Linked DNA regions of Mus musculus: region 2 is linked to region 1. Evidence: chromatin loops called from intact Hi-C (ENCODE). Cell type or tissue: gastrocnemius. All regions are shown on one strand. Each heading gives the region's core, and the rest is flanking DNA. Links, peaks and the distances in the headings are about the cores only. Region 1 has its middle 140 kb from the start of Pcsk1. Region 2 overlaps Rhobtb3 (Rho-related BTB domain containing 3).

The links. Peaks named below come from ENCODE experiments on the same cell type or tissue, not always from the same donor. Only the 100,000 strongest peaks of a DNase experiment are listed, where the experiment ranks them.
Region 2: it touches region 1 in a loop (26-fold over the local background); 33 of 42 quality-filtered maps call a loop at or near these places.

The regions. Positions count from the first base shown.
Region 1 is chr13:75,226,495-75,229,312 of GRCm38, forward strand. No RefSeq gene overlaps it. Among named protein-coding and RNA genes, the nearest start is that of Pcsk1, 140 kb to the left of the region's middle. In gastrocnemius, for the core only: a CTCF peak has its summit at 1,294 (motif pointing right); a DNase peak (open chromatin) is centred at 1,302.
Region 2 is chr13:75,878,933-75,881,750 of GRCm38, forward strand. Rhobtb3 (Rho-related BTB domain containing 3) reads right to left here. Exons shown (of 12, transcript NM_028493.2): 9 at 1-38. Among named protein-coding and RNA genes, the nearest start is that of Gm24163, 25 kb to the right of the region's middle. In gastrocnemius, for the core only: no CTCF peak of the experiment used is centred there; a DNase peak (open chromatin) is centred at 1,732; H3K27ac peaks cover 1,408 bases.

The DNA.
Region 1 (2,818 bases), core at 217-2,716:
AAAATCTGTCCATCCTTTTCCCTTTTAAAAAAAGTTACCTCAAGTTCTTCTAACAAGTGATTCTGAGTAGATGAAGCTAAGACAAAAGAATAACAAGATGGAGAAGGAGAAGGAGAAGGAGAAGGAGGAGGTATAGGAAGAAGTGGTGGTGGTGGTGGTAATGCTGGAAGAAGAGAGAATAAGAGAGGGACAGAGGGAGGAAGGAAAAGAGCTTTCCCCATGGCTTTGGCAACTTAAGAAAGAAGAGGTCAAGCAACAGTTTTATTGGTTTCTAAGACATCTGAAGTATGTTCTTAGTTCTCCATTCTCTGATCCTGCCCTGAGGACTTCTAAAGTCACAGACAGTGGACAGAAGAAGAGTGTCCCTGCATCCAGGCTGCCCTTTGCCCAATACAGCAGGTCAGCTTTAATCTTAGCAGTGTCTTTCATCTAAAAGGGCATATGCCAAGCAAGATGTTAATGTGACACTCTGCACAAGCACACATTATGAGCCCCAAGTGCAGATGTGGCTACATGCATTTCAGAGCAGCCAGCTAGCATCTACAGAAATTCAGACACCTTGATGCCCAGTTGCTGTGTGGCTTTGTGGCATCTTCTACCAGTGTGTCTATGAATATAATTTAATATTATTTAATAGTTTTCTAATAATTTACTCTTGCTCTATCATATTAGAGAATTCTCTAAAGTCACTCTGTAGCAAAACCATAAATTACATAAAATACAGCTTTACATAATATTAACCAGTATTATATATAGATATATAGAGATTATAGTTGCCTTTACCATCATCCTTTCCGTGGTTGAAAACCAAAAAAAGGATATACTGGTGTTAAGTAAGGGTTGCACTGGATGAAGTAGCTTGTCAGGGTGACTGTGTTTGCTCTCTTCACAGAACAAATTCTTAAACGCTCCAAAGTAAGTTTTATTTTTGCTTCAGCCTAGTTTTAGTTGTAGGGTTTGTTAAGCATCAGGTTTAAATTTTCCAGCTTTCCAAATGCCAGGCAAGAATTGGGGCATATCGCTGAGCTATGGCCTGATTCTTATGTTTACTTAGTCATTGACAGGGTCTCACTGTTTTTCTCAGGCTGGCCTTGAACTTGAGGTCCTCACACCTTTACATCCCAGATAGCTGGAATTAAAAGCCTTCACTACTAGATTTGACTTGAAAAATATTCTTTAGTCAAATAAAATCATTTTGAATTAAAATTTGACATTGTTCAAAGCATGCTTGATGGGGAAAAATAACTGGAAACACTCGTCATGGCAGATCAGGTGTGTCCTTCCAAGGAGTTCCACTGGAGGGCAGTGTGTGCTTCAGAACAGGCGAGTGCTTCTGGGTTTGGAGCCGCATTGGTATGAAAATCTACACACCTTGGCAAGTTTTTAATCACAGGGGGGCACAGGAATACTGTATTCCCAGTCCTCCTTCTGACTGCATTGAGGATTAAAACAACTAAAGTGACTATTCAACTGAAGCCTGTCTTTTTTACAGACCCAAGCATGAAGACTATAATAGTTACTTGAAATTCATAAGACCAACTTAAGTCTTCATAGCAAAGCATGTGTACTGGAGAAAAGAGGAAGCAAGGAAAGAAAAGAACAGAGTGGTGGTAGAAAACTACCGCGAGCATTATTACTGCAGTCAGTGAGGCATGCTGAGTGGTGCTGGTGTTTTCAGAGTGGGCTAGAGCATGCTAGACAAGGAGTGGGTTTCCCCTGTAGGATTCTGAGTGGATTTAGACAGGTGGTTTTGGTCCAGAAGCTCTTGAGCAGGGGCACAGAGCAGAGCAATTACAGAAACCCTGTCCAGCGAGGCAGTTGTTGAGGTGGTCAAGGCCAGAGAATGCTCAGCTCTAACAGTGTATGGAGAATAAGAATGGAATCAGTCTGAGAGACAGAAAAGATGGACATGTCCTAGGATTTAATAATCAGTTTTCTGAAGTGGAGGAGGGAGAAATTCTAACATTTTATAACAGGGGAAAAAAAAGTGACAAATAGAAATTGAAGAAAATGGAGGAAGGTGCGTTTTGAGAAATGGAGCCAAACATCTGGAGAATATCCAGAGAAAAAGTACCTAGGAGGTGATGGAATTGTTGAGCCTGAAGATCAGGGGAGGGACGGTAAGGTACTAAAGACAGTGTCATTGGCACAAAGTTAGTAATTAAAATGTTGAGTGTGGATAAGCTCATCCAAGAAGATTGCCAGTACTGGGAGGAAAGAAACAGACAGCTGGACCACCCAGCACAAGTGGTGGGAAGCAGAGGAGGCCACAGTGAAAAAAGACAGAAACAAACAAGACAAACCAAGAGCAGAATTCTCTGTGGAGCAGTGAAACTCAACCAACAGAGGCAAATGCCCCAGAAATGAGCTGCAACACAAAGTCCACAACAGCTAGTGTGCAGGTACCTAACAAGAGAAGCAGATTGCAGAGGCTGCCAACAGTGAATATAGTCTTGCTCCATATAGGTTAGTCCTTTATGAAGCTTATATGAAAAATAAAAAAGAAGACATAGGGTCCAGAGAATAAGGGGAGTAGGTCAGAAGTAGATTTCTTGTTACTGAATTCAAGTGAATCCACTAAAAGTAATCCCTAGCAGAGGGATGCTGATGTTTCAAGAGGGAGGTTGAACTGTAGAGCCTGGTCTTGGCAGGAAAAGCTGAGGTTAGCTTAGCACAAAATAATGGAGACATGAAATCTTCTAAAACTAAAGGCAGACGATGAAAGATGTGAAGGAGAAAAGAAATCAAAGGAACTGGTGCTCAATTGCCTCTGTAGCAGGGTAATTATCCTAGCTTCCTCATACAGAAGGATCAGACC
Region 2 (2,818 bases), core at 256-2,755, 650 kb after region 1:
TGCCACCAAGATGGCCCTGTGGGCTGGCACAGTTGCTCCTGAAAGGCGAGAGAGGTAAACAAATCAAGAACTGTAATACTGTAGAGTTCCAAGCGTGTTCAAACTGGAGGGCCACTGTCCATGACAGGCCAGGCTGCTGCGTAGAAGCCTCACAGGGGATATAACTGGCATTGCTCCAGAGGCTTCTTAAACAGCATAGAAACAGAGTTTTAAACTTGTCTTAGAGCCCAACAATCTGCAAACCAGACAAACAGTTGTTAGTTTAGATTTCCTTAAGACCAAAGAATTGGAATGACAGATTTTGCCTTGTGTTTTTAGAACAGCATCTATCCATCATGATTGACTTGAAATACTGCTACCTCTGACCATGTTCCACCCAGGAAAACATCTCAACCATTACCTTGTGGTCAACCTCACACAGAACTGTCTTGGAAAGGATTTCCTACACCAGGAAAGGAAAACTGCAAAGCAAAGGAAATAGCCCACCTCACAGAAGGAATGGCCAAGAGGCTGTCCCGAGCCAAGCCAAGGAGCACAGTCTTGACCTTGGGGACATTGCAGAGCTGATGAGCATGGCCATGCCATCTTCCCACTGCTGCAACACAAGCAGAGCCTTTTCTGTGAAATGAGAAGCCCCTGAGCTGGACACTGACTCTCTAGGGAAACTGCTGAGTTTTCCAGATATGGTTTCACTTCACAAAGACAGCACCAGATGGGATGACATGGAACTCATGAGGTTCCTGTTGTTGTAATGTCTACCATGAATCCACATAACAGCCTTCAGTTCCACAGATCATCACGGAACATCCACCATCATTGTGTCAGAAATGGTGAGAAACCAAATCTTTTAAGTCCAGACTCCATTTTAGAGAACTTGAACTCAGGTAAACTAACAGGCCAGTACCTAGCATTCACTTCCAAGTTATACTTCCCCCCACCCCCTGCAACAAAACCCGAGCCTAGCTCCAAAGTCTAGGCTAACCACAACAAATCCAGCATTTCCAAGTTAATTGCCAACAAGTCCACACCCAGCCTCATGATCACCAATGCTGAGGGAAGCAGAAATTATGGTTTGACTCCCAGCATCAGCCAATTATGCTAAAGGCCATAATAGCTCTCCAATATTAGCTTGCCGGGCTAGAAACACTTACCTCCCCCCCCCCGCCACACACACACACCTGTTACTTTCTATAAAGCCTTACCCTGATAGATATTTGGGGCTCCTCTCCATCAAAACCCTGTGTGTCAGTGCTGGGCTGAGGGACCCGAGCTAGCTCGAATAAAGACTGTTTTGATTTGCATCATATTGGCTCCCGTCTATTTTGGGGGGTTCACTAATACTTCCCTGGCACTACAAATGGCAGATACCAAGATGAGGAAGGCAGAGTGGGGACTCAAGTTATGGAGGATCCCAGGACCAATGGGAACCACAAAGCTGCCCCTTCCAGAAAACCGCAATGAGCCAAACCACAATATTCTGCCCAATAATTTACTCATGTATCGTCTGATTTCATAACATTTATCGTACGTATATATTCTCTTTTAAAATATTCACAATTTATTGATTCTTCAACCTCTCTAAATCCAAGCAAAATAAAAGAGGCCCATCTAAACTCAGAGATATTTTCCCAAGCCAATATTTCCTCAGGATCATTAATCAGCTCACCCTGCCAGCTGAACCCACAGGTTGTCACTATGATTTGCATAGCCAACAGGGAGGAGACAGCTTAAGAGCATCCTGCTCCCACCAGCAAACACCATCTGTCCACTGCATCTTCCTTTCGTCACCCCAAACCTCCCAGCTTGTGTGTAGCAGTATCATTTACCAGAAGGGCCAGCTTCCATAATTAAAGCATGCTGGGTATATCTGTAGAGACCAATTAACAAGGAATTCAAATTGGCAACGCAATTTGACTTACAATTTTAGGTTTTAAACTATTTCAAGATAAATAGAACATCATTTGAAAACTAGGAGCATAGCTTAAACAAACTGGATGGTCTACCATTTGAATTAAGCAGATGAATTAAGACTGACTAAAAATATCAAGTGGACATTAGACAGGGTGGATTTCATAAGCAGGGCTTGAAATTTTAACAGAGCTTTCTGTTGATAATGCCACAAGATAATGTTGAAAATGTAACATCAGCTTGAGTGCCTTTGAGTATAGTGTGTGTGTGTGTGTGCACGCGCGCACACGCGTGCATCAGTGTATGCACACATGTGTGTGCCAGAGGTTGACATCAGGATTCAACTTCTTTCCTATTTATTTATTATTATTTTGAAACGAGCTCTCCCACTGAACCTGGAACTCTGTTTTGGCTAGACTGCCTAAACAGCAAGCCTCTAGAATCTAGCTGTCTTTACTCTTAAGCACTGGGATTACAAGCATGGTGTAGATGTGGTGTGTAAAGATATGCCTGGTTGATTTTAGATCCATTTAAAGATTAGAATTTACTTTTGAAAACTATTATACTTTCAGCAAAGGGAAAAAGAAATTCTATTTCACAACCCTTTAACTATTTTGGTGTTTTAAAACTTACGTTATAAAAATGTATATAATACCTAACTATGGTTACCTGTTTTTTGTTGTTTTTCAGTGTGTGATATGTGTGTGCACCTGTGGAGGCCAGCAGACTGCTTCAGATCCCCCAAGAGAAGGTTATAGGTAGTCATCACAGGTTCTGGGGATCAAATCAACGTCCTCTTGAGGAACAGCTATTGACACTGAGTCATCTCTCCAGCCCACAGTTACCTGTTTTAAGCAGTATATTTATGCAAACACTAACAGACTATAATTCAGTGTTTATATAATAGCTG